4 separate regions of the Homo sapiens genome follow, and all the other regions are linked to region 1. The links are chromatin loops, found by intact Hi-C in ENCODE. Cell type or tissue: PC-9. All regions are shown on one strand. Each heading gives the region's core, and the rest is flanking DNA. Links, peaks and the distances in the headings are about the cores only. Region 1 has its middle 94 kb from the start of LINC02643. Region 2 overlaps DNAJC1 (DnaJ heat shock protein family (Hsp40) member C1). Region 3 overlaps MLLT10 (MLLT10 histone lysine methyltransferase DOT1L cofactor). Region 4 has its middle 38 kb from the start of LINC02643.

Evidence for each region. Peaks named below come from ENCODE experiments on the same cell type or tissue, not always from the same donor. Only the 100,000 strongest peaks of a DNase experiment are listed, where the experiment ranks them.
Region 2: it touches region 1 in a loop (20-fold over the local background); 38 of 110 quality-filtered maps call a loop at or near these places.
Region 3: a loop joins it to region 1, with 7 times the contacts of the local background. A loop is called at or near these places in 51 of 110 quality-filtered maps.
Region 4: a loop joins it to region 1, with 11 times the contacts of the local background. A loop is called at or near these places in 11 of 110 quality-filtered maps.

The regions. Positions count from the first base shown.
Region 1 is chr10:21,274,476-21,282,567 of GRCh38, forward strand. It overlaps a transcript of NEBL not described here. Among named protein-coding and RNA genes, the nearest start is that of LINC02643, 94 kb to the right of the region's middle. RefSeq lists enhancers at 4,398-4,517, 7,344-8,022, 8,023-8,092. In PC-9, for the core only: CTCF peaks have their summits at 4,446 (motif pointing right) and 4,648; DNase peaks (open chromatin) are centred at 4,476 and 4,686; H3K27ac peaks cover 947 bases.
Region 2 is chr10:21,949,983-21,958,074 of GRCh38, forward strand. The region is part of intron 1 of DNAJC1 (DnaJ heat shock protein family (Hsp40) member C1); the gene reads right to left. Among named protein-coding and RNA genes, the nearest start is that of DNAJC1, 50 kb to the right of the region's middle. In PC-9, for the core only: a CTCF peak has its summit at 3,765 (motif pointing left); a DNase peak (open chromatin) is centred at 3,739.
Region 3 is chr10:21,728,174-21,736,265 of GRCh38, forward strand. MLLT10 (MLLT10 histone lysine methyltransferase DOT1L cofactor) reads left to right here. Exons shown (of 23, transcript NM_001195626.3): 17 at 2,727-2,881; 18 at 4,726-4,914; 19 at 5,331-5,419; 20 at 5,595-5,956; 21 at 6,966-7,062. The region is part of intron 1 of LOC107984214 (a long non-coding RNA gene); the gene reads right to left. Among named protein-coding and RNA genes, the nearest start is that of MLLT10, 200 kb to the left of the region's middle. In PC-9, for the core only: a CTCF peak has its summit at 4,206 (motif pointing left); no DNase peak of the experiment used is centred there.
Region 4 is chr10:21,330,827-21,338,918 of GRCh38, forward strand. No RefSeq gene overlaps it. Among named protein-coding and RNA genes, the nearest start is that of LINC02643, 38 kb to the right of the region's middle. RefSeq lists an enhancer at 5,780-6,331. In PC-9, for the core only: no CTCF peak of the experiment used is centred there; DNase peaks (open chromatin) are centred at 4,405 and 6,215; H3K4me3 peaks cover 390 bases; H3K27ac peaks cover 3,549 bases.

The sequences.
Region 1 (8,092 bases), core at 1,333-6,332:
AGTGCAATGGCATGATCTCAGCTCACTGCAACCTCCACTTCCCAGGCTCAAACAATTCTCGTGCCTCAGCCTCCCGAGTAGCTGGGATTACATGAATGCACCTCCACTCCTGGCTAATTTTTGCATTTTTAGTAGAGACAGGGTTTCATCATGTTGGCCAGCCTGGTCTCGAACCCCTGGCCTCAAGTGTTCCACCCGACTTGGCCTCCCAAAGTGCTGGGATTACAAGTTTGAGCCACCACACCCAGCCTATACACTATATTCTTACAATACAGTATGCTAGAGAAAAGAAAAATGTTATTTAAGAATCATAAGGAAAAAATATTTGCTTTTTTTAATTTAAATTATTAATATTAATTATTTTAAAATAAAATTTAAAAAGAAAATATATTGACTATTCATTGAGTGGAAGTGGATCATCATAAAGGTCTTCATCCTCATCATCTTCACATTGAGTAGGCTGAGGAGAAGGAAGAGGAGGAGGGGTTGGTTTTGCTGTCTCAGGGAAGGCAGAGGAGGAAGAAAGTCCATGTGTAAGTGGACCCATGAAGTTCACGCCTGTGTTGTTCAAGGGCTAACTGTAAATTCTGCCCACCACCATGCAAGTGAATTTAGAGGTGGATTCTTCCCCAGCTGAGCCTTCAGATGAGATGCCCACCCCACCCTGCTCAACAGCTTTATCGCGGCCTCATGAGCGACCCTGGAGCAGAGCATCTCTCAACTAAATCATGCCCAGGTCCTGACTCCCAGAAACTATAAGCTAATGAATGTGTGCTGTTTTAAGCCATTTTAAGCTTTTAATAAATACACTGGCTTTCTGCATCTCTCTTCCTATGGGCGTTTTCTGTCTCAGGCTTGACCCCAGCAGAAAACATTACCAGAGCAACCTTCAATCACTAGATTTGGACAAGTTTCCCCAGCTTCCAGACCTTAAGTGGGATGACTCCAAAATAGGGGTCTCCGAGAGTTCCTCTCACTGAGCCCGAGTGGTGCAGAGTGCCCACTCACGAAACCCACTTTGCAGGTTTTCCTCCTCTCTGTTTTTCGTGTCCTCACTCCTCCTAATATTTCCTGAGATCACCTCTGCAAAACCTACTTGCACCCATGTGTCTTGTTTGCTTTTGTAAAACCTGAACTAACATAGACTCATCACATTACCAGCTTTTTTTTTTTTTTTTTTTTGAGACAGAGTTTTGCTCTTGTTGCCAAGGCTGGAGTGCAATGACGGAATCTTGGCTCACCGCAACCTCTGCCTCCTGGGTTCAAGCAATTCTCCTGCCTCGGCCTCCCGAGTAGCTGGGATTACAGGCAAGTGCCACCACACCCAGCTAATTTTTTTTTTTTTTTTTTTTTTGTATTTTTAGTAGAGACGGGGTTTCTCCATATTGGTCAGGCTGGTCTTGAATTCCCGACCTCAGGCGATCTGCCTGCCTCAGCCTCCCAAAGTGCTGGGATTGGGATTACAGGAGTGAGCCACCACAGCCAGCCCTTTCTTTTTTTTTTTTTTTTTTTAAAGACAGAGCCTCACTCTGTTGCCCAGACTGAAGTGCAGTGGTGTGATCTCAACTCATTCTGACCTCCGCCTCCTAGGTTCAAGCGATTGTCATGCCTCAGCCTCCTGAGTAGATGAAACTACAGGTGTGCACAACCATGCCTGGCTAATTTTTTGTATTTTTAGTGGAGACAGCGTTCCACCATGTTGGGCAGGCTGGTCTCAAACTCCTGACCTCTAGTGATCTGCCCACCATAGCCTCCCAAAGAGCTGGGATTACAGGCGTGAGCCACCACGCCCAGCCCAACTTACCACCTTTCTGTGCTTATAAAAACCTAGAATTTTTCTTCTACATGTCCAGGCTCTGCTGTTGTGAGGTTAACCCACACCTTGGGCTTCATCCCACCACAACCCTCCACCCACCAACCCCTAGTGTAGCCCTGGTGTGGCTTTTCAAGTTCCTTGCCTTGAGACCCACACTTCCTATAATCTTCTACCCCTTCCTCACAGAAGCCTCTTCTCACCAAAACTGAGCCACAAGTAGAATATGGTAGTTTGTTGGTCAAAACTGATTGCCACTCGAGTATGATGGCTCATGCCTATAATCCCAGCCTTTGGGAGGCCGAGGTGGATGGATCTCTTGAGTTCAGAAGTTTGAGACCAGCCTGAGCAATATGTCAAAACCCCATCTCTACAAAAATATACAAAAATTAGCCAGAGGCCAGGAGTGATGACTCATGTCTGTAACCCTAGAGCTTTGGGAGGCCAAAGCAGGCAGATCACTTGAGGCCAAGAGTTCGAGACCAGCCCGGCCAACATGGGGAAACCCCATCTCTACTAAAAATATAAAAATTAGCCAACAGTGATGGCAGGCGCTGGTAATCCCAGCTACTTGTGAAGCTGAGGCATGAGAATCACGTGAACCTGAGAGGCGGAGGTTGCAGTGAGCCAAGATCATGCCAGTGTACTCCAGCCTGGGTGATAGAGTGAGACTGTCTCAAAAAAAAAAAAATTAGCCAGGTATAGTGGTGCACACTTGTAGTTCCAGCTACTTGGGAGGCTGAGGTAGAAGGTTCACTTGAGCCCAGGAGGTCAAGGCTGCAGTGAGTCATGATGACACTACTGTACTCCAGCCTGAGTCACAGAAGAAGACCCTGTCTCAAAAACAAAAACAAAAAAAAACACGATTGCTCATGCCTGCAGGTATATAGTCTGGAGCCAATGCACCAAATATTTCTTTCTTTTTTTTTTTTTTTTTTGAGACGGAGTCTCGCTCTGTCGCCCAGGCTGGAGTGCAGTGGCACAATCTCAGCTCACTGCAAACTCCACCTCCTAGGTTCAAGCGATTCTCCTGCCTCAGCTTTCCAAGTAGCTGGGATTACGAGTGCCCACCACCACTCCTGGCTAAATTTTGTATTTTTAGTAGAAACTGGGTTTCCCCCATGTTGGCCAGGCTGGTCTCGAACTCCTGACCTCAAGTGATCCACCCACTTTTGCCTCTCAAAGTGCTGGGATTACAGGCATAAGCCACTGTGCCTGGCCCAAAACTTAACCTTTCTAGGCTTCAGTTTCCACATTGGTCAAATGGAAATAGTGATAGGATCAATAACATGTATTGCTGTGTGGGTGCATGGGACAGAACATACAGTTAGTCATTGGTGCTACCCAGTGCTCAGAAATCATTATCTTCTGTTACTGTGACCAATTGTCATTCCCTGCCTCTTGCATTCTATTTCAGTCCCAGGTAATGATTCTTCTGACACAATGCTTTGGGCCTTTCCATGTTAACATAGTCTTCCAGGACTGTTTTTAACACCTTGTCCATTGGTTTTATGAAAGTCATTTTTTTCTTTCTTTCTTTCTTTTTTAAGAGACAAGGTGTCTTGCAGGTGTTAGGCAGGCTGGCCTCCAACTCTTGGGCTCAAGTAGTCCTCCTACCTCTTCTTGTTTGTAAACTGGGAGTAATTATAGCACCTACTTCATTGAGCTGTTGTCTATATTCAATGACAAAAGACCCCTTGAGGCTTCGCCTAGTTATCTGGAAAGCAGTAAGTGCTCAGTAAATTTTAGCTGCTACTATTACTACTAACAACATGTGAGGGATGATTGGGAAACGCCAGCACCACAGAACATTCTGGTTGACTGAACCAGAATATGTGGCCTCAAAGCATGCATGCAAAGATCTGATTTGAGCCGGGCATGGTGGTGCACACATGCAGTCCCAGCTACTCGGGAGCCTGAGGCGGGAGAATTGCTTGAGCCCAGGAGTTCAAGACCAGCCTGGCCACACAGCAAGACGCCGTCTCTACAGAATAAAAATAAAAACATGAGCTAGGTGTGGTGGCGTGCACCTATCATCCCAGCTACTCAGGAGGCTGAGGCAGGAGGATCACTTGAGCCCAGGACGTCGAGGCTTCAGTGAGCTATGATGGCACCACTGCACTCCAGGCTAGGTGACAGAGTAAAACCCTCACTCTAAAAAATGAAAAGTAAACTGGTGTGGGGCTGTTCTCAGTGATGAGGCCCTGGACCCATAACTGCTAGGGCTGGGAGGAGTTTGGAAATCTCTTCTGTGCAGTCATCATGGGTCAATGAGGGAGGCTTAGGCCAAGACCCACTTCCAACAGAGACTCTCCACCTTCAGCTGTTTACTGTATTAGGGGTCTATCGGAGCACTGATTTGAGGAAAGGATTCTGCCAAGAAGAATGCAGAAAGGAAGGGACAGAGGAAGAGAAGGAGTTTTAGAACCATTGAGAGTACAACCCCTTCCTTTTACAGATGTGGATTTGAGGCCCAGAGAAGTTCGGTGAGATCTGCCCCTGAGTTACATAGCCAGGGAGTTCTCTGCAGGGCCAAGGTTAGAATCAGGCCTCCTCACTCCCCGCAAGGCCTGTCCACCACACTGGCTGCTTCAAATCCAACGTTGCCTCCAGGGGGCGCTATACCCCTTGTATTGTATGTGCATGGCACCTCCCTGAGGCCCTGCACCTCCAGAATCTTAGCAATTAGATAGTTCATAGCCCCAGCGCCATGAAGAAAGATCACAGCTACAACAAGCATGTCTTATGTGTGTACTGTGCCTTACAGAGGCGGGCAGAATTTCTCTGTGTGGGCTGGATATTTACTATTTAGGCTCTACACATCATACCGTCTCTGTTGCATAGCCTCAACTCTGACATGGAAGAACAAAAGCAGCTATAGGCAGTAAGTAAACCAACCAGCCTGGCTGCATTCCAATAAAACTTTATTTATGGATGCCAAGATTTGAATTTCATATAATGTTCACATGTCACAAAAATAGCCATCTTTTTATTTTTTCAATTTTTTTTTTTTTTTTTTTTAGACAGTCTCCCTCTGCTCCCTCTGTTGCCTAGGGTGGAGTGCAGTGGCATGAGTAGCTCACTGTAACCTCTAACTTCTGGCCTCAAGCAATCCTCCCGCCTCAGCCTACTAAAGCACTGGGATTACAGGCCACCATGCCTGGCCTATTTTTTGTTTCAACACTTTAAAAATATAGGCCAGGCACAGTGGTTCATGCCTGTAATCTCAGCAGTTTGGGAGGCCAAGAAGGGCGGATCACTGGAGGTCATGAGTTCGAGACCAGCCTGGCCAACATGGCAAAACCTAAAAATACAAAAAATTAGCTGGGCATGGTGGCAGGCACCTGTAATCCCAGCTACTCAGGAGGCTGAGACATGAGAATCACTTGAACCTGGGAGGCAGAGGCTGCAGTGAGCCAAGATCGCATCATTGCACTCCAGTCTGGGTGACAGAGCCAGAATCCATATAAAAAAAAAAAAAAAAAGTAAAAACCATTCTTAGTTTGTGGGCTGTACAAAAACAAGCAGCAGGCTAAATGTGTCCCACGGGCCATCATTTGCTGCCACCTGGTTCATATGATTCATTGGTATTCTTGTCTCTCTTGAGCTTTGCAAGAGTTATAAAAGCTGACAAGGGAAGTATCAGATCTACTTCTTAGAAACAGAAATGGACCAAAACCCAGAGGTTAATTTTATACTTTATTGCCCAAACTCTAAAGCTTCTCTGCCGCTTAAGAGAAGCCAAAAAGTCCCCTAAAGACCCTAAAAAAAAGCCAGTTTTGAAATAATCTTCTGATTGAGGCTGCCTAGAACCCAAGTGGATCTTGCAGATTAGGGTCACCTGGGGTCTTTCCACGGTTCGTTCCAGTCCAAGCATAAATCCCCGTGATGCCCCTATAGCAAAATGGAACCAGCATGGGTTCCAGAACACATGGGCCGAAGTCACATGACCATCTCTTCCAGGGGTGCAATTCTCATTTCTACATGTGAAATGGATCACCCATATGCTCCCATACATACCCAACCAAAAAAAATCAAGCTGTTAAATGTATGAGTTTATACCACTGCCCTAGGCAGTAGAACAAAAGAATTGTAAGTCCCTTTAGGAGTTGGATTTCGGGCAAAGAGCAATGAATGGGGAGAAAGATTCTAGGCATGCCAGCCCAGAGAGATACAAAAGGCAGATAGGAAGGTGGGAGGTTGTATTGGGGGTGACTGAAAAAGACAGTGGCCTAGGAGGTGTGGATGGTGAACAGGGGTCCCCCAGAGTCAAGAAAGAGCCAAGACTTCATGTAAGGGGCATTGTAGGTATTTTTGGTTTTTCTTTTTCCTTTTTTTTTTTTTTTTTTTTGCCTATTGCCCAGGCTGGAGTGCAGTGGTGCAATCCTAGCTCACTGCTCACTGTAACCTCCACCTCCCAGGTTCAAGCGATTCTCCTGCCTCAGCCTCCCGAGTAGGTGGGATTACAGGCACACACCATCGCGCATGGCTAATTGTTGTATTTTTAGTAGAGACAGGGTCTCACCATGTTGGCCAGGCTGGTCTCAAACTCCTGACCTCAGGTGATCTGCCCACATCGTCTTCCCAAAGTGCTGTGATTACAGGCGTGAGCCACCTCACCCAGCCAAGCATTGTAGATTTTTTAAGGTGAGAAGTAACAGGAAGAAATGCATCTTAATCTGATGATATTGTATAGGATGGTAGAGAAATAGGCAGATATGTTCAAATATTTAGAAGACTGTTAGAGTATTCCAGGGATGAGCTAAAGGAGGCCCAACCCACAGAGTCATGGCAGAGGTCAAGCACAAATGCTCTTCCAAAGGAAAGACAAAATGCCTGGGATTCACCAGACCTGGAGGCCTGAGCTGTCAACAGGGATCTAGTGAATCCAGCCTGAGTGAGTGAACTACTTCCTCCTTTTATGAATAATCAGTTTGTCTGCACTGACTCTAATTAGTGTAAATATAGTGAGCTTCCAGCACAAAATACCAAGCATTCTGGCCCAGTGCAAGCCCTTGTTTTTTGGTTTTGGGGTTTTTTGTGTGTGTGTTTTTAGAGAGAAGGGATCTTGCTATATTGCCCAGGCTGGTCTCAAACTCCTTGCCTCAAGTAATCCTCCTGCCTCAGCCTCCCAACTCGCTGGGATTACAGGTACACACCACCACTCTCTGCTGCTTGTCTTTCCTTTTCTTTCTTTCTTTTTTTTTTTATAATTAATAGACATTTTTAGAGCCATTTTAGGTTGACATGAAATGGGGTAAAATGTGCAGAGTTCCCGCACAGCCCCTCCCCAAACACACATTCATCCTCCCCACCATCCACATCCTGACATCCCACACCAGTGTGGGACATTTGTTACCTACATAAACCTACGTTAACATATCACGATCACCTGGAGTCCATAGTTTACTTTGGGGGTTCTGTCTGTGTTGTGCATTCTATGGATTTGGAAAAATGCATAATGATGCACATCCCCCATTTAAAGGAACCTACAGGATAATTTCACTGCCCTAAAAGTCCTCTGTCCTCCCCCTTCTCATCCCTCCGTCCCTTCAAGCCCCTAGTCACCAACAGTCTTCTTACTGTATCCATAGTTTTGCCTTTTCCAGAATGTCATGTAACTTTTCCTTTTGAAAAATAAATTCCTTTCTTTTTAAGTAATACACGTGAAGGTACAACAAACAAAAGATGCAATTGTTTTAAAAGTTTCCCTCCTTCTGTCCCACAACCATTCCTCCAGCCTACCAATTTCTTCCCATTCCTATAGATGCAAGTGTGGGATTTGTGCGTATGTGAGACTTTTGAAGGGAGAGGTTGAAAATGAGGTGCTAGCAAGACAGTTAGCCAAAGAGATCAGTAAACATCTGCAACAATGGAAGAGGAATTCCAGTGACAGGTCAGAAGTGAATATGTAGATTTAGGAGCCTCTGCCCAGCCGGTGACTGCTGTGAATGGATGAGCTCTCTGCGGGGGTAGAGAGCAGCAATCCAGGCCTTGGGGAATTCCTTCATTACAAATATTTATTAGTACCTACAATGCAAGAGGCTCCGTAGGGAGCACAAACCTAAGGAAAGGTGCAAACAAACAAAACCAAGCTTTGGTCACAGAGGCAAAAGGGAGGGACGGCTACCATAGTGTCAGGGAATGATGCCAAGGAAAGAGCTCCCAGGAAGGACGAAGTCATACCTTTGCCACCAGATCAAGAAGTTAAGGCCAAAGGCAGGGGGGAAAAAAAAGAAGAAGAAGCAAAAAGAAGCATTGATGACAGAAAGTTCAGCT
Region 2 (8,092 bases), core at 1,518-6,517, 680 kb after region 1:
CATATAATTTTCTCCTGTGGTAGTCTACAAATGCAAAAATATGTAGTCATCCACAGAATCTTTTTTTTTTTTGAGACAGGGTCTCACTCTGTTGCCCAGGCTGGAGTGCAGTGGCACAATCCACCTCACTTTATTGTGCTTTACTACATGTTGCGGCTATTGTATCTTTTTCCAAATTGAAGGTTTGTGGCAATCCTGAGCCAATCAAGTGTATGGGTGCCATTTTTCCAACAGCATGTATTCCCTTCCTGTTTCTGTATCACATTTTGGTAACTCTCGCAACATTTCAAACATTTTCATTATTATTACCTCTGTTATAGTGACCTATGATCAGTGATCTTTGATATTACCATTGTAATTATTTTGGGGAGTCACGAACCATGTCTATATAAATTGGTAAATTTAATCAATAAATGTTGTATGTGTTCTGACTGATCCGACGACCAGCTGTACCCCCATCTCTCTCTTTCTCTTTGGGCCTCCCTGCTCTCCGAGACACAACAATATTGAAATTAGGCCAATTAATAACCCTACAGTGATCTCTAAGTACTCAAGTGAATGGAAGAGTCACATATCTCACACTTTAAGTCAAAAGCTAGAAATGATTAAGTTTAGTGAGGAAGGCATGTTGAAAGCCAGGACAGGCCAACAGCTAGGCCTCTTGCACCAAACAGGCAAGTATGAATGTAAAGGAAAAGTTCTTGAAGGAAATTAAGTGCTACTCCAGTGAACACATGAATGATAAGAAAGTGAAAAAGCCTTAATGCTCATACGGAGAAAGTGTGAGTGGTGTGGATACAAGATAAAACCAACCACAACATTCCCTTGAGCCAGAGCCTAATCCAGGGCAAGGTCCTAACTCTCTTCATTTCTGAGAAGGACAAGAGGGTGAGGAAGCTGCAGAAGAAAAGTTGGAAGCTAGCAGAAGTTGGATCACGAGGCTTAAGGAAAGCAGCCATCTCCACAACATAAAAGTGCTAGAAACAGCAGAAAGTTCCGATGGAGAAGCTGCAGAAATGCTTTAATTCAGACTTGGCATTGCTGCCAGATAGATTAAAAAAAAAAGTAATCTAGATGGCCAGGCGAGGTGGCACTTTGGGAGGCCAAGGCAGGCGGATCACAAAGTCAGGAGTTCGAGACCAGCCTGACCAACATGGTGAAACCACGTCTCTACTAAAAATGCAAAAATTAGCAGGGCGTTGTGGTACGCACCTGTAATCCCAGCTACTAAGGAGGCTGAGGCAGGAGAATCACTTGAACCTGGGAGGCAGAGGTTGCAGTGAGCTGAGATCATGCCACTGCACTCCAGCCTGGGTGACAGAGCGAGATCCATCTCAAAAAAAAAAAAAGTAATCTAGACAAGCCTAAAATACTACAGATGACACTACACAATGCCAATATACTGGTTAAAAAAGCAGAAAACTTAATCTGGCAACCTAAATGATTATAAAATAGAGAAATTTTTCTCCTACCAAATTAAAGACAGTTTAAACTGTTTCTATAGCAAACAACAGCTTTGTGCTTTATTCGTTTTCCCTTAAAAAAAAAAAGTTTAACAATGTAAAATTAACTTGATATATAAACCATTCCTTCATAGTGCAAGTGCTTCACAGAAATGGAAAATATCAGTTTCCCTTTGTCCAGAGAGACTCAAGTTACAAATTAAGTCGAAACTTACCCATAACTATTTTAAATAAATTTATTTCATTAGTAACTACTACTACAAGGTAACCACTAATAAATATTTGTAGTGGCATAATAGTTCCTTAATGTGGAGTTTTCCTACCCCTGAGAAACAGGCCATACTTTTACAAGTTCACTTTGTTACACAATTAAAAGCTAATTTAATGCAATTATATAAGTTTAGAAAGTATTAATAAAAGAATGCTTGAACATTTATGTGATGTTCTTGAAATGTGTCCCTTTGTTAATAAAGTCCCAAAAAATTTAATTAGATAAGGAACAAATAAAGCAACACATGGCTTTCTGGGAGACTGTTACTACTGAGGTGATTAGCAAGCAAATTATGCTGCAAATTTAGCTGACTATACATCCTGAAATGAATTTAGACCATATTTGCTTAGCCAAATAGAAAATCAACTGTTGCCAACATTATTGTTAAGTGTAATTATAAAAAATTACTGGCAACTACTCTGTTTTAGTAAGGTTTTTGTCTCAATAGAGAATAAATAAAACATTCATTCATGAAACTGAAAATAAGTAAAACCCCCAAAAACTACTTTTCATGCTTCTCATATAATTTTTCAGTTATACCTTTTTTCAACATAAAACAATTATTATCTCATGTCAATTTCAAACCAAAGATTACAAGGCTTCCAATATTTTGAGTCCATAAAAACAGACAACTTAAAACAATAGCTTTTTTTTCTTCACTGAATGCTTTATGAGACATCAAAATTAACCTAGGTAATTGTGTACTAGTAGAAAAGTAAGAAAGCTTCCTATTCTTTTTGTTTTTTTAAAGACAGGGTCAGGCAGGCGTGGTGGCTCATGCCTGTAATCCCAACACTTTGGGAAGCAGACGCAGGCGATCACCTGGGGTCGGGAGTTCGTGACTAGCCTAGCCAACATGGTGAAAACCTATCTCTACTAAAAAAATACAAAAATTATCCAGGCATAGTGGCGTGCGCCTGTAATTCCAGTTACTCGGTAGGCTGAGGTGGGAGAATCACTTGAAACTGGGAGGCAGAGCTTGCAGTGAGCTGAGATTGCGCCACTGCACTTCAGCCTGGGTGACAGAGCAAGACTCCGTCTCAATCAATCAATCAATCAATCGATAATAAAGACAGGGTCTCGCATATTGCCCAGGCTGGTCTCAAACTCCTAGGTTCAAGCAATCCTCCCACCTCAGCCTCCTGAGAAGGCCAGCTGGGAAAAATCACTATTCTTTCTTTTTTTAAATTCACCATACAGGGTCATTCTCAGAAAACTTATTGTTCTTGTTTCAAGTTTTCTTATTATTCAAGAAGTAGACACTAAAATCAACAGTGCACTAAGAACATTAACATCATATTTCTACTAATAATGACAACTTCCCTTCAATATATAGTGATAACAGACTCTCTTGACTGTAAAAGGAAAACATTACTGAAGAAAGTAAGAATATTTACTAAAGAACATATATATTCTTTAAAAAATTATTTTACATTAAAATTCCTAGTTTTTAATTTTTTTAGTTGGGCAATTGAGTTGGAGTAATAGTTATGTTCTCTTGGGAACTCAAATGTTGAATGATACTAGGCATAATAATATAGATGGTCAGATTTAATTATAGTGCAATATTGATTTTAAGCACCTGACTTCTTATTAAATATCTTTTACTAACTTGTTAGATATGCAAATCATTTATACTAGATAGAAATGTTTGACTCAAAGTTTAACATACTTTTCAACAAATATTAATAATGATTTAAAAATGTAAGATACTTAAATAGCCATTTTTTCAAATTATTAGGTAATTTGGTGAATTAATTTCCATAATTACATCTGAAATAAATTCACCCTTAAATATTATTTTGTAAAAATCCATTCTGGATTTAATATATTATGTAAAATAATATAAAATATGCATTTGGAAAGATACAGGAAATGTTTTCCCTTAGAAAGTACTGAAGCTCCATCTAGAGGCTTTTCCCCCTATTACTGTCACTTGCAATATAAGTAATATCACCTAGAAATGTGAATAATATTAAAATGTCAGGGATTTCCTTTGTACCTACGCTTTTGTTATTCATAATGAGTTCTTGCCCTAACCTTCTCAGGGTAGAGCTCTAGCTCCATCACTGCCATCAAGTGGTAAAAAACTAAAACTGAACTTTAAAAAAAAAAAAAAAAAAAAAAAAGAAGAGGAAAAAAAAAACCAACTATGTATTCTTCACCACTTACACACTTTCCTTTGTTAGTTTAATAAATGGGTTTGTCTGTTTAACCTTTGCTATTTATTGTTTAAATCAAATTATATAAAAAAGTTGCCATATGTTTCTAGAAAATAGCACTGTACACTGTCTCTCAATCTAAAATTTTTTCTGGGCATTTTTATATTTGCAAGGCATATAAAAATATTTTGAATTAAACCTTTAGTTAAATTATGTGTTTTAATGTAAGTACAGTTCATGAATTACTCCACTGAGAGGAATAGCGATGAGAAACACAAATACTTACTCGGGATTAATGAATTTTACAGTACACTATAATACTTTATAAAAAGAGGAAATAAAATTATGATGTGACTAAATTAAGTATTTTCTCTTGCCTCTAAAAATAACCTAGATTTCATAAATCAGACACTCTCATTGTACTCTCAGGATGTAGTCATAATGATACTTCCCAAAAATGTCTTCACTAGCCTAGAAGTGAAGAAAGATCAGAATAAGCATCTAACACTATGTTGCAGGAGCTGAAACTTTCAAAGAGGCAAAAACTACAACTACAGAATCTAGGAGAAAAGGCCAATGAAATAATATCTCAGTCGAAGGGCTACTGCTCTACAAAGAGGCAGCATCGCCCCAAACGTAATTTTTCAAATATTAAAAAAACAGTTTGTATAGGAAATAGTAGGCTGAAATATAGAGTTAACTTAGTAACTCTCAACAACCATGTTTAGAAACTCCCCCAAATTACTAAGATATCTTTATTAATTGGCCATCCTTTTGATGTTATATAATTGGTTAGATTTTAGTTTTTACTGAGAAACAATAAAACAATAGCAGCCAACATTCCTACTATGTACCAGGTACAAATCTAAGCTTATCACATAATAAATGTATTAAACAGCCTCTCAACAACCCTGTAAGATAGGTACTACTATTATTATAATATAATGAGGAAACTGGGCACAAAGAGGTTAAATAACCACCCACAGTCACACAGTTAGTAGTGTGGCTATGATACAAAACCCGAGCAGTGTGCCAGGGTAGTCCTCACTCTTAACCATTTTCCTTTAAGTCAGGTTTTCTCAACCTTGGCACTATTGACATTTCTGAACCAGGTAATTCCTTGCTGTAGGAGGCTGTTCTGTGCATTATAGGATGTTTGGCAGCACCCCACCAGATGCCAGTAGCATTACCCACTCCCAGCCCCCCAGTTCTAATAACCAAAAATGTCTCCAGACATTGTCAAATGTCCCTGGGCAGGGGGGAACAGCCCCCAGTTCAGAATCACTGATATAAAATAAAAATTTAATCCGTTATAACATTGCAGGAACAAATGATAAACAATTTACCTGAAATTAGTTTTCCCCAATTTTAACTTACTTACTGGAACATAGAAATTCTTAAATCTACAGATGATTTAGAATAGTAACACTCTACATCTTACTATTTAAGGTAAAAATTATATGAGGGGCAAACCTCTTCAGGTAAAATTTATGTAAGCAAACTTGGAAATAATGGAGATACAGTGTATACAGAAATTTCATCAAAATTTTTTAAAGTATTACCTCTGACAAATGGGACTGAGGGCCAAAGGATGAAAATATCACCTTTTACTTTACATATTTCTGTATTATATTAAATTTTTTCCTTTTGATTCATTTTTCTAATAACAAAAATTATATATATTTATAAACATGATGTTTTGAAACAGGCATACATTGTAGGATGGCTAAATAGAGCTAATTAACATTTTCATTACCTCATATACTTTTCTTGTAATGAGAACACTTAAAATCTATCGTATTTTATTAAAATTTTATCAAACAATATTTTGTTTTTTACTAAGTTTTTTAAAAACCAAATTTTAGGAAAAGCATTTTCTTTTTGACATTAGCATCTCCATATGCTTACGCTTATAAAGTAAGCTATTTTCACATATTGTGTTATGTTCTCTCCCACATGCTAACATAGAAAATAACAAATTCATGTGTCTTTGTCCATCTGTTTTGCATTGTTGTAACAGAATATGTAGATGTAATACCTTGATTCTTAAAAACTACTTTAAAAAATTTAAAGAAAAAACTTATTTTACCTTCGAATTCTTTTCATGTCAGTATATACAGGCCAATCTCATTATCTTTGTATTGTGATGCTCTAACAATACCCGAGACTGCGTAATTTATAAAGAACAGAGATTTATTTCTTACAGCTCTGGAGGTTGAGGAGTCCAAAGTCAAAGGGCCCACTTCTGGCAAGAGCCTTTCGCTGCATCATCCCATGGCAGAACACAGAGGGCAAGAGAGCACGAGGGACAAAGAAGGGAAGAGGGCTGAACTTATCCTTTTACCAGGAACCCACCCCAATAACTAACCATCTCCCACCATAACTGCACTAACACTTTCATGAGGGTAGAGCCTTCATGACCTAATCACCTTTTAAAAGTCTCACCTCAACACTGTTGCATTAGGGATTAAGTTTCCAACACATAAACTTTCGGAAATACATTTACATCATACTATCATGACAAAAATAACTGTGTCTAATTAGAAAAAAATTATTAATTAACCATAGGTTTGAAAGTTAATAGATTAAATAAGAGGACACTAGAGGTATTATTTTCAAGAGTGCTGCTTATATATACACATATAAATTTATGTACATACACATAAATACACATACATATATAAATACATATTTATGTACATATATAAACATATGTATATAAATTATATAAATATAATTTTTATTTATATATAAAACACCTCTCCCATTACCACAATGGGCCAAGCCACTATAATTTTTTGCCTGGATCATTACAAAATCTAACATATCTCCCAGCTTCAGACCCTACCTGGCACCTTGCCTCAACAGTCTATTTTCAGCACAGCAGCCAGATTAAAACAAAAAACAGATGCAGTTAAAAGCCTCCAACAGTTTATACATAACACACACACACACACACACACACACACACACACAAGTAGGTGTAAATTTTTCTTTTCAGACAATTCTTATTTCTAGATTTTTTTTTTTTTTTTTGAGACAGAGTTTTGCTCTGTCGCCCAGGCTACAGTGCAGCGATCTCGGCTCGCTGCAACCTCCGCCTCCCGGGTTCAAGTGATTCTCCTGCCTCAGCCCCCCAAGGAACTGGGATTACAGGTACCCGCCACCGCACCTGACTAATTTTTGTATTTTTAGTAGAGACAGGGTTTCACCATCTTGGCCAGGCTGGTCTTGAACTCCTGACCTCGTGATCCACCCGCCTCGGCCTCCCAAAGTGCTGGGATTACAGGTGTGAGCCACTGCGCCTGACCAGAATTCTTTGTAATAACTTTAACCATATGTATTTTGCCAATCCCTGATTATAGCACTGTTTCTTATTTCTGATTATTCAGAAACCCTTTAAAGAAAGCATGGAAGAATAAAGCCTCCTCTATTCACTTAACTTTATCATTAATACTTTCATTGTCATCTTAATTCTTTTCCTCTATTATCCTATTTGTTTTTACTGCTGTAAATAAATTGTACATATTATATTGTACCTTCCTTTTGTCAGTATATATAAAAGTTTCCATTTTACTTCATAAATTTAATAAAGTAATGTTTATGTTTATGGTCAAGTAATGTTATAGCTCCACTGAGTTAATTTAGTATAATCTACTTACCCATTCATATTTGATCTTTGCAATAGTTCTGTACTATATCAAATTGGCAACTAAACATTTTTCATGTGTTTACTTTCTTCTCTATCACCACGGCCATTATTTAGGCTTTACTCATCTTTTTTCCTTTTCAGTTATTTAGTCTCTTTATACTTTGCTTTCTGTCAATTACACAAGTAACACATGAATAAATAAATACATACATTCTTCTTCAAAGCCTCATTCTCTCAACAGAAGTAATTATCATCAGTTTGGTACATATACTTCTCAATATTTTTTTAAAAATGTGCTTACTTTCATATATGTGTACATGTAGAAATGTTCCACTTTCTTTAAGTGATGGTACATTAAGTGACGGCAAACTTAATGTACTATTATTAAGCAAAATACCTTTCTTATATTAAAACAGGCTCATAATACCTGCTTCTGTCCATTCACATATTTCTCTACTGGGCTTTACTGTAATATTCAGTTTCATATAAGATATGCTACCTAACACTGGTTTTACCAAGGATTTGGCTTTTTATTAGAAGCATA
Region 3 (8,092 bases), core at 1,738-6,737, 450 kb after region 1:
TTACCTGTATACTGATTTGAGTAATTCTTTTTGATCATAAAATAGTTTTAAGATCTCTTAAAGTTGTAGACCCAAGACTTTCAAGTTTGGGTTCCAGTTTTAGCTCTGTTCTGTGTAGCACTTAATCCCTTAGTCTCTAGTTCCTAATTCAGTAAAGTCGTGTGGTAGATCACTAAACTCCTACTAGTTCTTAAATTGTTTGAATCAGTTATAGCAAATGTATTACAAGTTTTTTGAAATCATTTTATGACAGTATTCAGGTACCATTTATTAAAATCTAATTAATATATTTGGGGTTATCAAACTGCATATTCCTTCTGTTCTAAATGGGGAGAATGTGGTATGAGATACTGTGTCTGCTTGTAGGGGAGAATGGAACTTTGGTGATAGCTATCTCCTTATTAATTTTATTTCCCTTCTGTGCGTTCTCTTTGTTTTCTCCATGTTCTCTAATTTAGGAACCCTCCCTCAAGCATGGTGTTAGACTGGGTGACAATGGAGAGTAAGAGAAAAGCCCATTCTAGGGTCTTTCTTCCAAGAATGGGAGAAACGTGATTAAAAATGAAAACTTTGGTCAGGCGTGGTGGCTCATGTCTATAATCCCAGCGCTTTGGGAGGCCAAGTTTGGAGGATTGCTTGAGGCCTGGAGTTCAAGACCAGCCTGGGCAACATGCCAAGACTCCATGTCTACAATTTTTTTTTTTTTTTTTTCCAAAATGAACTTTTTCATGTGATGACAGATCATGAATAACAGTATTGCTGATATATTTGGGGAATGTCTGTTAAGGAACATCTTCTTTATCCTAAAGATTAGTTCAGTAACCACTAATTTCATTTTCTAATGGTACATCTAGTGATGCCTTTTTTTCTGTATAATTCCTGGGTGAACTAAAAGTAGTATTGTTTTCCCTGATTGAACTCTGCAGAAAATCAAATATCCATTCTTTGGAAACCAGGAATCTGAAGAACAATGATAACATGATCTGACTAGTCTGTGATTTTATGCTGTGATTAATTCTATGTTGTTTTTCTTTTCAAAGAAGAAAGTTAATGTTTGCTCAGTGTTTAGTGGAAGAAGCATTTCTCTGTTGCCCTTTTAAACTTAAAATATTACAAGCTACCGAGAATTATTAAGAAAGTGCTATTTTGCTTAATATAGTTTTTCCTTTTCATTAGTTAAATGGGACTTAACAAATGGTACTAAATTATTTTTAGCATATTATTTCCAACTTTATATTACTCTTTAGAAATCAGCCTGAGATGTAACAGCCTAAATTATCCTGGTATAGTGTACTATTTGCAGAGGGATGGCCAACTGTATGTGGCCCATAATGTTTACATATGGAATAAAAACCCCATTTGTTTAACATCTTACGAAAATTTTGCAGAGACGCATATTAAGGCAGTGTCAAGAACACTAGTGGGTTGTTAGAAGACCTGAGTTGTATAGCCCAGCTCTTGTCACCTCACCAGCAGTGTGTCTTTGGACAAGTCACTAAAACTCCGTCCTGTTTCCTCATTTGAAAATGGAGCCAATAAACCAGGTTTTGACTTCTCACTAGGTTGTTGTGGAGATCATATGAGATATATACAAACGCATTGGAAATTCTAAAGCTCTTTAAATGTATTATGTTAGAATGATAGCTGGAGACCGGAAATGGCCACACTTATTTAAACCAAAAAGTGTAGAGAACATTACATGTTCATCTTAATACAAGTGCTGTTTGTTTTAGAAGGGTTATCATTTGAAGTATAGATCTAAGACATTTTAGAAATATTCATGTAAAAGGATCAAAAATTGCTTTGGGGGCTGGGCACGGTGGCTCATGCCTATAATCCCAGCAGTTAGATAGAGAGGCCTGGGCGGGAGGAACACTTCAGCCCAGGAGTTGGAGACTAAGCTGGGCAACATGGTGAAACTCCGTCTCCCCTGCCCAACCTCCCCCACCGCCGCCTCCCCGCCCAAAAAAAAGCTGTGCGTGGTAGTGTGTGCTCTTGTGGTCCCAGCTGCTCAGGAGGCTTGAGGTGGGAGGATTGCTTGAACCCAGGACCCAGGAAGTCAAGACTGTAGTGAGCCATCATTGCACCACAGCACTCTAGCATGGCTGACGAAGTGAGACCCTATCTCCAAAAATGAAAAAAAAAAAAAAAAAAAATTGCTTTGATCTTATTTCTTAATTGTGAAAATACTTGAAAATGAGTAATTTTTAATTTATAACAAAAGGCTGCTTTAAGATTCTTAAAAATTTCTTTTTAGTGACATTTGAGATTTTAGTTGGTTGTAAATTCAAATACCTTTTACAGTATTATACTTTTTCAGGTTATTATGATGGCAAATATATCAAAGCAGAATGGTGAAACCCTTTTCTGGGAAATTATTTTTAAGTCTAATTTTGTCTTTCCCTCTTTTGTCTTATAATGCCATACCAAGTTATTTTACAGCCTATTTCAGAGATTGTTGGTGGTGTGTTTATATTTTCTAGTGGTTTTTAATTATCTATGATGGCTAGCTATTTCCTTGATTCTATAATATTGGGAGGAAGAATGATAATTACTCAATTTTAGGGTAGATTATGGTTTTCTAAATCCAGGAACCTGATACTTCTGGCATAGGCAGCCTGGTGTTATAAAACTCATACAGGAGAAAAGGGGTCAGCTTAAGGTAAGAAACTGTACTCTCTTAAAAGCATTCCCCTTCTTTTTAACTTGAGAATTGTTTTCAACAGATCCCCTGTAAGCAGCTTACAGATTCGCTATGATCAACCAGGCAACAGCAGTTTGGAAAATCTGCCTCCAGTAGCAGCCAGCATAGAACAGCTTTTGGAGAGGCAGTGGAGTGAAGGACAGCAATTTTTACTAGAACAGGGTACTCCTAGTGACAGTAAGTATTCATTTTCTTATATGTGAATCAAGACAGATGGGCAGATGGACAAACAGGCAGATGGATGCAGAAGTCACTTTTCATCCAGAGTAGTAATGGGATTATGATATACATTTTATATAATACAGTGAGAGAAAGTATAAGGTGAAGTGGTTTAATAGAAGAGATTCTATAGTGTTACTGCTTGGACTTGAATCCTGTCTTTACCTGTTATTAATAGTATGATCTTGGGCATGTTTTTTAAAGTTCTTTAATCTCCTATTTTTACAATTGGGAGTAATAATGCACCCATATCAGAGGGTTATTGTGAGGATTAAATGACATGAAAAATGTAAGGACCACTGCCTGGCTCATACATAGCATTGTCTCGGTGCTTACCATGATTATACATATTGGTACTTTGTGTCTCCACTGTACTTTGTTCTTATCAATCAGTTTACTAAAATACATGAGCACTGTCTTCTCTTACCCCAATTGTTAGAAGAAAACTTGCTCACCTCTGGAAAACTTACTTTAAAAAATACAAATAGTCAAGTATGGCCGGCTAGCTTCTTCATTTTATAATTTGGAGGAAGAATAATAATTATTGAATTAAATCTATAATTAGTATATATTATGCTTATCATCTATTGGATTATAGAGCATGTACTATATATCTGTGTTTCAGTATCTTCACCATTTCAAGTATTAGGGCCGTGGGTGTAAAATGCAGAGTTAAAATAGGTGGTGGTTAGCTGGAGATGTGGCCTTGTCTTAATTTTAGGGAAAAATAGGTGGTTTTCATCATTTTCGAGTATAAACTTTTGCTGCCTCATTTTATTGAAACATTTTGCTTATTGTTGGCTAGCTAAGTGCCATAAATTGGTATTTTATGAATGGTACCCTGACAAAAAATGCTAATTAATTGTGAGGAAATTCATGCCAGGCTAATCCTTTAAACACGATAGCTGGAGGATAGGTTTAGCTGAGTCTTATTGCATCTCATTTGGGCCCACTAAGGTTTCTTTGTGGGATCTTGGAGGGGAGGGATAAAAGTTAAATCCATGGGAAACGGCCAGATGTGTCTGTACCAGAGGAGTTGTATCTTCTAAAGGCCCTGAGGTCATGTTAAACAAATACAACTTTTTAGTATGTGACGGACACTTCAAAAATCTTAACGGCAACACTCTGTGTTGTTAGCTGGGAGGTCCAAGTTGTGGAAGGAATTGAAGTACTTGAGGTGATGGGGCCAGACTGAAAGTCAGCCTGTTTACAGGGGATGCGCCTTTCTCCAGGACTGGAGAGGTGGCTGGGCGCACACATAGCGCTCCCTGCTGGGTGACCTGCAGAGCAACATGCTGAGCAGCTGGGATTAGGGGCTTCCTGCCAGGCGTCTGATGGCAGCACTTCGTTTAAACCGGACAACAAACAAAAACATGTGCTCATTATTTTGGTAGAGGGTATTGGTGCGATCCTTAACCATTCTGTATATGACTTCAATGCAAAATAGTGACAGGCACTTGAATTTTTAATAGGCTTTTATTTTGATGAAAATAAAATGTCATTACTTTTCATTGAGAATGGAAAATTACCTGAAGCTGGTGTGTGTTTTTTGGTATGTGGCAACAAAGTTTCCAGAAGGTACATCCAGGAACACTTTGCCTTTGTGCTTATAAAAATACAAACATAGATAGGCAATTTATATCCATAAACAAATTTAGGAACAAAACTTTATCATTTAGAAACACTTTACAGAATTTCTACTGTTCTATTTTAACTTATTTCTAAGGTTACCGGCACTGCGTAAAATACTTAGTCTTATGTGTGTACTTGTCATTATTAAAAACTATCCAAATGTGTGGTAGTTTTAGGAATGCTGAAGTCATTACACCAACTTCAAGTTGAAAACCGAAGATTAGAGGAACAAATTAAAAACTTGACTGCCAAAAAGGAACGGCTTCAGTTATTGAATGCACAGCTTTCAGTGCCTTTTCCAACAATAACAGCAAATCCTAGTCCGTCTCATCAAATACACACATTTTCAGCACAGACTGGTAAGTGTGAAAATATTTATTTTGTATCTAAGGAAAATAGGCTTTCAGTTTTATTTGTATTATAAGTGAGTAATAATTGGTCACCAGTTATATGAAGATGTAGAAAAGGAACTATAGGTTGTTTTTGAAGGGCATAAAGAATCCTGTTAAGTGATCAACTTGAATTTAACTTTCTTAGTCCATAATATAATGGTAAAATTTACTTAAATGTCTAATGATCTCGTTATTGATTTAAAGCGATGGTATTCAATATAGATTTTTTTTTCTTATTTAAATCAGTCTTAGGAATAGCAAGACTAGATATTTAAGTGGTTTTGATACGGGCTTCAGCATAAGCTTTTTAATAAGCCTTTAATCTTACACATAATGTAATTTAATAGGGTAAATAGGTTTCTTTTTGTCTTTTATTATTCTAGCTCCTACTACTGATTCCTTGAACAGCAGTAAGAGCCCTCATATAGGAAACAGCTTTTTACCTGATAATTCTCTTCCTGTATTAAATCAGGTAATTTTTGTATGGTTATTTTCATCTATGTTGATTTACTTGTGAATAATAGTATATTAAATGGTTTAAAATTATTTTAAACAGTTTTGCAGTGTTCTTTAAACTTAGTTTCTCTTCTTTCTTACGCTGGGACTTAATGTCCAGTGGACTTAGTTTCTCTTCTTTCTTACGCTAGGACTTAACCTCCAGTGGACAAAGTACCAGCAGCTCATCAGCTCTTTCTACCCCACCTCCTGCTGGGCAGAGTCCGGCTCAACAAGGCTCAGGAGTGAGTGGAGTTCAGCAGGTCAATGGCGTGACAGTGGGGGCACTAGCTAGTGGAATGCAGCCTGTAACTTCCACCATTCCTGCCGTGTCTGCAGTGGGTGGAATAATTGGAGCTTTGCCAGGTAACCAACTGGCAATTAATGGCATTGTAGGAGCTTTAAATGGGGTTATGCAGACTCCTGTCACAATGTCCCAGAACCCTACCCCTCTCACCCACACAACCGTACCACCTAATGCAACACATCCAATGCCAGCTACACTGACTAACAGGTAAGAAACTTAAGTATGTTTTGGGTTTTTTAGTATAACAGAGTACCGGTGTTGTCTATGCCTTAGATTGGGGCTTTCAATGTGTTCCTTTGTAGATACACCTTAAGAAGTCTGCCAAAAATTTTAAGTATATTATACAGAGTACATTTATTTTTGAAACTTAAGTAATTTAGATTAAAATTAAGTTACTTTTAGTAACAGCATTATGTTCTGTGCTGAAAATTAGTCTTAATCTGTGATGTCTGTTTTTAAATACTAGTTTTTCTTATTTCTTTGTATACTGTATCATAAATTCTGAAGAAAGATATCGTAGTGGAGATAACATGAATATTAGTTTCCTAAAATTTATGTAATATTTTTAATGTTCTAATCAAAGATTTTGATATAGGATAAAGGTCATTTATCTGAATTCCCAGGAAGTGAGACTCACTGGTTTCATTGTACTGGAACTGCATTTGAATGTTTGTTCAAAACTAGGGGACTAAAGCTATGTTGTTATTAAGCATACTTTTGGGGGAATAAATACTTTTAAATGGATTTGCAGTGGGTACTAGAAAGCTATTTCCTGTAGCTCTCTTCCTTGGTGTTTAGTTTTACCATTGGGACCATTAGAAAAGGATAGGTCAAATCAGTGGTATGTTTGGATTCTTTGTTTCAAATATGTGTTTACTTAGTGTGAGTTAAATTATCCTTGAATAATTAAAGATAAATTATTACATACGCTTGTTAGAAACACATGTAAATTTCTATTCCATAAAATGAGTTAGGGCCTATTTGTTTTATAATAAAAACATTTCTTGACAATGTGAATTCTTGTTTAGCTGTACACATGGATGTATATAAACATACATATATATAGAAATTGTACATAACTGTTTTCAGAGTGTTTGGATTCAGAATTGTACTTAAGTTATTAAACATCAAATTGAAAAGTTGTCTTTCATTTTTAGACTTCTAAAAATGCATTAGAGGTGTGTAGTAAAAAGTAAGAATTGTAATCATTTTTCAGTGCCTCAGGACTAGGATTACTTTCTGACCAGCAACGACAAATACTTATTCATCAACAGCAGTTTCAGCAGTTGTTAAATTCTCAACAGCTCACACCAGTAAGTTCTTTCTTTTGATAATATCTTATTAGGAGCATGTGTTCTAAGCTGTAATATTCACTGTGGGTACAGATTTCTCCTTTGTGAAATAACATTATTGAATGCATAATCAAAAAAGTTTTTCTTGCCATGTGGTACAGGCTGTGATACCTGCAGTGATGTCACATTCATTCCTGAACTTAAAAGTGACAGGGCACGTGGCATGGTGCTGCCATAGGCTCTGGTAACACAGTGCTGAGATGTGGTGCGTGTTTTCCCGGAGCTTCATTTTGATACGGGAGATGGATGGACACGATGCACGCTTTTTGGTTGTGATAAATACTGAGAAGAACAAAGAAGTGGAATAAGTGGGGAAGAGCATAGGGAACCGAGGACCATTTTAGATAGGATGGCCCCGCCTCTGCAAGGGGGGTGACTTTTGAGCACAGACCGATGTGAGAGTTCAGGGAGTGTGCCTTTGTGACTTGAGGGAACGCAGAGAGAAAGCACGTTGGAGGTAAAGGGGCAGCTGCTGTCAAAGGTCTGGACGTACTTGTGTTCGGAAGAGAAGTCAGCAGCCATGTGGTCAGAGGGTGGGAGAGGTCAGAGCCAAGGGGGTGGTCTTAGATGATCGCATACAGCCTTTCTTGGCTGTGGCAAGAAATTTGGATTTTATCTTAAGTATGAATGGAAAGCCACTGGCGAGTTTTTAAAAATCTATTACGGAGGATTTCAAGTGTACCAAAAGTAGAGTGGAGAGCACCCTGAAGACCTATGTACGCCTCATTCCATTCTCTCACCCAGTGCTAATAATCTTAGTTTTGTTTATCTCATTTCATTCTCCATTTTTTTCAGGATTAAGAATTGGAAGGTTTTGAACAGAATAGTGAAATAATGATTTACATTTTAAAGGATTAGTTTTGCTGCTATATGGAGAATAGTCTGTGTGTGTTATAGGGTGTGGGGGAGTGAAGACAGAGGCAAAAGTGGAAAAAGGGAGTGATCCAGGCAGGAGACGTAGGTGTTAAAATAGTATGGGCTACGTATTGAA
Region 4 (8,092 bases), core at 1,831-6,830, 57 kb after region 1:
AGTGTACATCCACAACACAGCCCTAAGCTTTAAGGATGTGAACTCGTTTAACCTACCAGATAGGTAAACACACTTGAAGTCTGCCTTTGAAAACTCATGCTAAAGGGAATGGATTCTGCAAATTCATTACTTTTTTTTTTTTTTTTTTTTTTGAGACGGAGTCTGGTCCTGTTGCCCAGGCTGGAGTCCAGTGGTGCGATCTAGGCTCACTGCAACCTTCACCTCCCGTGTTCAAATAATTCTCCTGCCTCACCCTCCTGAGTAGCTGGGATTACAGGCATGCATCACCACGTCCAGCTAATTTTTGTATTTTTAGTAGAGAAGGGGTTTCACCATGTTGGTCAGGCTGATTTTGAACTCCTGAACTCGTGATCTGCCTGCCTTGGCATCCCAAAGTGCTGGGATTACAGGCATGAGCCACCACACCGGGCCAAATTCATTACTTTTAATGGCAAAAACTGCAATTGCTTTTTCTCCAGCCTAAATAAAAAATTCTATATAAAAATTGTGCTCTATTGGGGCCAGGCACGGTGGCTCACGCCTGTAATCCCAGCACTTTGGGAGGCCAAGGTAGGCAGATCACGAGGTCAGGAGATCAAGACCATCCTGGCTAACACGGTGAAACCCCATCTCTACTAAAAATAAAAAAAATTAAAAAAAAATTAGCCGGGCGTAGTGGCGGGCGCCTGTAGTCCCAGCTACTCCGGAGGCTGAGGCAGGAGAATGGCATGAACCCAGGAGGCGGAGCTTGCAGTGAGCCAAGATCGCACCACTGCACTCCAGCCTAGGCGACAGAGCGAGACTCCATCTTAAAAAAAAAAAAAAAAAAAAAAAAAAATGGGCTCTATTTACTCTGGTGTACACAAAATAAATATTACCTTTTTTTCTTTTCTTTTCTTTTTGAGACAGAGTCTCCCTCTGTCACCCAGGCTGAAGTGCAGTGGCACAATCTTGGCTCACTGCACTCTCCATCTCGTGGGCTCAAGTGATTTTTCCTGCCTCAGCCTCCCGAGTAGCTGGGATTACAGACATATGCCACCACGCCTGGCTAATTTTTGTATTTTTAGTAGAGACAGTGTTTCACCATGTTGGCCAGGCTGGTCTCGAACTCCTGACCTCAGGTGATCTGCTCGCCTCAGCCCCCATGTGGGGGCTGTAAGATTACAAGCATGAGACGCCGCATCCGGCAACATTATCTTTTATTTTTTGTATTTTTAAGATGTAGTCAGTTTGCAAAATACTACATCATTTGGCCAGAAAACTAATTCTCATGCTTCTCTCTTCCTTCTCAAATTACACTATTTTCATAACAGGTCAAAAATAGTTTTAAGGGCCGGGCACAGTGGCTTACGCCTTTAATCCCAGCATTTTGGGAGGCCGAGGTGGGCGGATCACCTGAGGCCGGGAGTTCAAGACCAGCCTGACCAACATGGAGAAACCCCCGTCTCTACTAAAAATACAAAAAATTAGCCAGGCGTGGTGGCTCATGCCTGTAATCCCAGCTACTCAGGAGGCTGAGGCAGGAGAATCACTTGAACCGGGAAGGCGGAGATTGTGGTGAGTCGAAATCGCGCCATTGCACTCTAGCCAGGGCAACAAGAGCAAAACACGGTCTCAAAAAATATAAAATAAAATAATAGTTTTAAGAATGGTCAGGCGTTGGCATTTCCTTTCTAATAATGGGTAGAAGTTTGTTATGAATCATAATTAGTGATGTTACTTGATCTCATTCTGATGTTAATTCAAAGTTGCCCTGTTCAAGAAGGCAGTGTGCTGGTGTGCAGGGATCACATATCTGTGATTAATCCGGCTGAGTGCTAGAGCTGCAATTGTTTCTTCGTGTAGCTGCAGATAAAATAACAGTCTTGGCCGGGCCCGGTGGCTCACGCTTGTAATCCCAGCACTTTGGGAGACCAAGGTGGGCAGATCATGAGGTCAGGAGTTCAAGACCTGCCTGGCCAACACAGTGCAACCCCATCTCTACTAAAAACACAAAAATTAGCCAGGCACAGTGGCACGTGCCTGTAATCCCAGCTACTCAGGAGGCTGAGGCAGGAGAATCACTTGAACCCAGGAGGCAGAGGTTGCAGTGAGCTGAGATCTTGCCACTGCACTCCAGCCTCGGCAACAGGAGGAGACTCTGCCTCCAAAAAAAAAAAAAAAAAAAAACAAAAGTCTTTGTCAATGAAAGAAGCATAACCCCTGAGTGCCTGGACCAGTGGATAATTACATAGGAAGTGATAATGGGAGGTAAGAACCCTTTTGCTCTGTCAGTGAGAAGATCCAGTAGAAAATCAAGGAGGACCCGAGAAACTTTGTACTGAAAGGAAAAATAAAAAGTCTCTCCTTGGCTGCGCACAGTGGCTCAGGCCCATAATCTCAACACTCTGGGAGGCTGAGGAGGGAGGATCATTTGAGCCCAAGAGTTCGAGACCGGCCTGGGCAACATAGGAAGATCCCCATTTCTACCAAAAAAAAATTAGGTGGGCATGGTGGTGCACACCTGTAGTTCCAGCTACAAATTTTTTGTACTTGGAGGCTGAGGTGGGAGGATCCTTTGAGCCCAGGAGTTGGAGACCAGCCTGGACAACATAAGGAGACCCCCAGCTTTACAAAAAAATTAGCTGGGTGTGGTGAGATGCATCTGTAGTCCTAGCTTCTTGGGAGGCTGAAGTGGGAGGATCACTTGAGCCCAGGAGGTTGAGGCTGCAGAGGCTCATACCACTGCACTCCAGCCTGGGTGACAGAGTGAGACCCTATCTCAAAAAACAAAACAAACAAATCATCAAGTTGCATTCCTTAATATATACCAGTTTTATTAGTCAATTATACCTCAATAAAGCTGGGAGGAAAAAATAACTAGTTTAAAAGCTATATCAACTAATGATGGGTAGCAGACAAAAAGCCCCATTAATACAAAATGTAAGGGGAGTTATACCATGATTTTGCCTTTTCTTTTTTTTTTCTTTTTGAGACAGAGTCTCACCCTGTCGCCCAGGCTGGAATGCAGTGGCACGATCTTGGCTCAATGCAACCTCTGCCTCCAGGGTTCAAGTGATTCTCCTCCCTCAGCCTCTTGAGTAGCTGGGACTACAGGCGCACGCCACCACACCCTGCTAATTTTTGTATTTTTAGTACAGATAGGGTTTCACCATGTTGGCCAGGCTGGGATTTTGCCTTTTCTACATACCAGAACTACATACCAGAATCATGACTATATTCATTACATAGAATTACCCCAATTCAAGAATCTGTTTTAAAAACAATATCTGGCCAGGCACGGTGGCTCACGCCTGTAATCCCAGCACTTTGGGAGGCTAAGGCGGGTGGATCACTTAAGGCCCGTAGTTTGAGACCAGCCTGGCCAACATGGTAAAACCCTGCCTCTAAATACAAAAATACAAAAAAATTAGCTGGGTGTGGTGGCACAAGCCTGTAGTCCTAGCTACTCAGGAGGCTGAGGCAGGAGAATTGCTTGAACCTGGGAGGCAGAGGTTGCAGTAAGCCAAGATGGCGCCGCTGTGCTCCAGCCTGGGTGACAGAGCAAGACTCAGACTCAAAAAATAAAAAAAAAAATAAAAACAACATCCAATTGCATTTTGTAACCAACAACATAACGAAGATAGCCAAAGTGTCACCAATATTAAATAGATTTTCATAAGCCTTGGATATAAGATGGTCCACTCCAAAATCAACTCATAATGGATTACAGAGATACACAAGGTCGCCCCAAAACAATGATTCTCAAATTTTTTGTACATTAAATTCAACTGGCATGTTGGCTTAAAATTCACATTGGGATTCCCAGCCCCCAGCCCCAGAGACACTCATTCAGATCAACAGAAATGAGATCTAGGAATCTGCCTTTTTTTTTTTTTTTTTAGACAAAGTTTTGCTCTTGTTGCCCAGGCTGGAGTGCAGTGGCGTGATCTTGGCTCACCACAACCTCCACCTCCCAGGTTGAAGCGATTCTCCTGCCTCAGGCTCCCGAGTAGCTGGGATTACAAGCATGCGCCGCCACGCCTGGCTAATTTTGTATTTTTAGTAGAGTCGGGGTTTCTCCATGTTGGTCAGGCTGGTCTCGAACTCCCAACCTCAGGTGATCCACCCGCTTCGGCTTCCCAAAATGCTGGGATTACAGGCGTGAGCCACTGCACCCGGCCTGCATTTTTAACCAACACACATACTCAAGCATGTGTGTGATTCTGCTGCATGTGTTCAAAAGCTCACCCTTTGAGAAACACTGCCCTAAAATGATGCGATGATTTCCAGAACTCCAAGCTTGAATTAACCAGACCGTCTGCATTCGTAAGCCTGTGGTGAGTCATAGAAACTTTTTTTAAAAAGTAGAATGTCAGAGGCAAATGTTGGCAGTGGCCCCTCAGCCCAGGCCAAGGGAGGGCGGGTCCTGATCTAATCTAACAACAACTCACTCTGCCTAGGCAAGATGACAGGGATCTTCCGCTGTGCAGGTGGACATAGCAGATCATCTTACTCTGGCATCATTAACATTTGTATTAGAAAACCAGCTCCCCTAGTTCTGATTTCTGAGGTCCCTAAGCAGCTTCTTCTTGTAGAATTTGACTTCCCATGTAGCCTGCCTTTGCTGTTGGTCAAAAGTTGCCAGTATTCGGTCCCCCTCAGCCCTTTTAGTCATGAGAAATTGGCAGGAACTTTGGTTTATCCATCATTCCCTGAGTTTGCTTCATATTACTCCAGCCATGAGAAACACTCCACTCTCCACAATCCATGGGTTGATAAATGAGGATTTTGTGCCTCTGAGGCTAAGGACCACACTCTCGACGCTAAAAAAAAAAAAAAAAAAAAAAAAAAAAAAATTCTCCAAGGAGACGATATTATAAATTCATAGACTGCCTGACAACACCCAGTGAAGACCCTCCTGTTGGAACCTCCTCACCAAGAAGTTGTGACTTTTCTTTTTTTTTTTTTTTGAGATGGAGTCTCGCTCTTGTTGCCCAGCCTTGATTGCAATGGTGCGATCTCATCTCACTGCAGCCTCCGACTCCAGGGTTCAAGCAATTCTCCTGCCTCAGCTTCCCAAGTAGCTGGGATTACAGCTGCCCGCCAGCATGCCCAGCAAATTTTTGTATTTTTTTTTTAGTAGAGATGAGGTTTCACCATTTTGGCCAGGCTGGTCTCAAACTCCTGACCTCAAGAGATACACCTGCCTCATCCTCCCAAAGTGCTGGGATTACAGGTGTGAGCCACTGCACCTGGCTGATTTTTTCTTTTTTTTTTTTTTTAATACAAAGTCTCACTCTGTCCACCAGGCTGGAGTGCAGTGGCGTGTTCTCAGCTCACTGCAGCCTCAACTTCCCAGGCTCACGTGATTCTCCCACCTCGACCTCCCAAGTAGCTGGGACTACAGGTGCTTGCCACAGCACCTGGCTAATGATTACATTTTTGGTAGAGATGGGGTCTCAGACTCCTGGCTTCAAGCATTCCTCCTGCCTCTGTTGGGAGCAATTTATCCATTCTTTGTAAAGGGCCTCCATGTCATTTACAATAACCTATCATCAAGGACCCAAAGCTGGTGCTTATATGAGTCTCCTGTCGCCTCTTATCAGAGCCCGATTAAGGGACAGGCTAGACAGAAAGATGAGAGAAGGACAAATGTCAGGCTCTCACTTCAGCCTCTCTCCTCATTCAGGAACAGATGGAGCCCATGCCAGTGTGACCCAGGGCAGAGGTCAGGCAGCTGTTCTGTTTCGTGTGTCCCTGGTCTCCTGTGCCCCCTAGGGCTGGTGGAGCCTCAATGTCCTCCAACTCAGACATCTTCTCTGCTGTTTGTTCTGCAGCCAGCTGCATACCGCCTCCATGCGGGTGCCCCTCCCTAGCGGCTGCATTTGCCCGGGGGACCAGCAAGCTGTCACATGCCAAGGCAAAGAGGAGGAAGAAACAATCACTTATTACTAGCAAAACATTACTTCTGTCTTCACAGGACCATGACACCTTCTGTCTAGGATCTTCAAACCTCCCCCACTCATGCCCCAAGTCCAATATTGTGGGGTGACCCTGCCCCACCCCCTGTGCACCACACTCAGTGCAGCTTGATGTTCAGCTTTGTGTAGCCCTGGCATCCTATGCTCCCAGGCTGGCTGGAGACTTGATATTCTCCAACTCAGACATACTAAGGCCACGTATATGTGGAGAGATTTCAGTGCATTATCTACTGAGAACACTGATGACTTGAGGCAACGCCAGAGCCCTTCTCCAAATGAATACTTCACATTCCCACCCGGTGACTCAGGCTGACTCACCAGGAGGCCCTTCCCCTTTGTCTTTTTTTTTTTTTTTTTTTTTTTTTACTTTTATTTTAGGTTCAAGGGTACAAGTGCAGGTTTGCGACATAGGTAAAATCCTTGTCATGGGGGTTTGTTATACAGATTATTTCATCGCCCATGTGTTGAGCCTAGTACCCGTTAGTTATTTTTCCTGATCCTCTCCCTCCTCCCAGCCCCCACCCTCCGGTAGGCCCCAGTGTCTGTTGTTCCCCTCTATGTGTCCATGTGTTCCCGTCATTTAGCTCCCACTTACATATGAAAACATGGTTTTTGGGTTTCTGTTTCTGTGTTAGTTCGCTAAGGATAATGGCTTTCAGCTCCATCCATGTTCCTGCAAAGGACATGGTCACACTCTTTTTTATGGCTGCATAATATTCCATGATGTATATGGACTGCATTTTCTTTATTCAGTCTACCATTGATGATGCCCTCCTCATTTGACTGGGATCCAGCAGGAGACTAAAAAGGGGCTTCCTGTTTGATTTACACCCTTTTGCATTCTTTTCACCTCCAATCACCAAGGAGTGAACAGCAAAAAATGTCTGAGCAGCTATTAAGTCTCCAACCAGCAGGGGAGCACAGGAGGCCAGGGATACATGAAACTAAACATCAGGCTGCACCAGGTGTGGTGCCCCGGGGTGGGGTGGAGTATGTTCCTTAATTTCTGCCTACTTTCCCAACAGCCTTCTGGCTCCATGTTGGCTTAAAGGCCCTCTCAGAATCTGACCCTTCTCTTCAGTCCTCAATTTTGTTGCCTCTCCTATTCCTACTTCCCTTCCTTTTCTCAAATCCACAGACATCTCTGGTAATCATAGTAGTCAACACCTTACAACACTTACTATGTGTCTGGCATTCTTTCAAGGGTTTTGTGTGTATTAACACATTGAATGTTCATACTCACCCTTGGAGGTCACTCACTATCATACTCTCCATATTAAAATTGACAAAGATGTGTTCAGAGTCTTGCCCGAGTCCACCCAGCCTCTTACTCTCAACGAGACAACAGAAGAGCTTCCTTGTTCAAATAAACAACTAACATTGATCATAGAAGTGAAAGACCTACCTAATAACTTATCATGGTTCTTCTTCTTCTTTTTTTTTTTAAGAGAAGAGGTCTCACTCTGTTGCCTAGGCTGGAGTGGAGTGGTGCAATCACAGCTCACCACAGCCTCTAACTCCTGGCTTCAAGCAATCCTCCCGCCTCAGCCTCCCAAGTAGCTGGGATTACAGGCACGTGCCTCCACACCCAACACTTGTAATGATTCTAATCTGCTACTCAGAGGTTTGGTCTCTGTGTAAGTCATTTTGAATTTTTGTTGAGAGCCAGGTAAAGTGAAAAGTGTGCATGGGCTTTGAAGTTAAAATCCCTGTTAAACCACTTGCTAGTTATGTGTCCATGGACAAGTTATTTGGCCACTCTGAGCTTCCATGTTTTTGGTAGATTTGGTTTGGTTTGGTTGTTGTTGTTTTGTTTTGCTTTGAGACAGGGTCTCTCTGTCACCTTGTCTGGAGTGCAGTGGTGTGATTTTGGCTCACTGCGACCTCTACCTCTGGGGCTCAAGCGATCCTCCCACTACAGCCTCCTGAGTGGCTGGGACTACAGGCGTGTGTCATCACACCTGGCTAATAGAAACAGGTTCCACCATGTTGCCCAAGCTAGTCTCGAACTCCTGGGCTCAAGCAATCTATCTGCCTCAGCCTTTCAAAGTGCTGGGATTACAGGCATGAGCCATCATCCCCGCCGAACTTCCATGTTTTTATTTTATTTATTTATTTTTATTTAATTA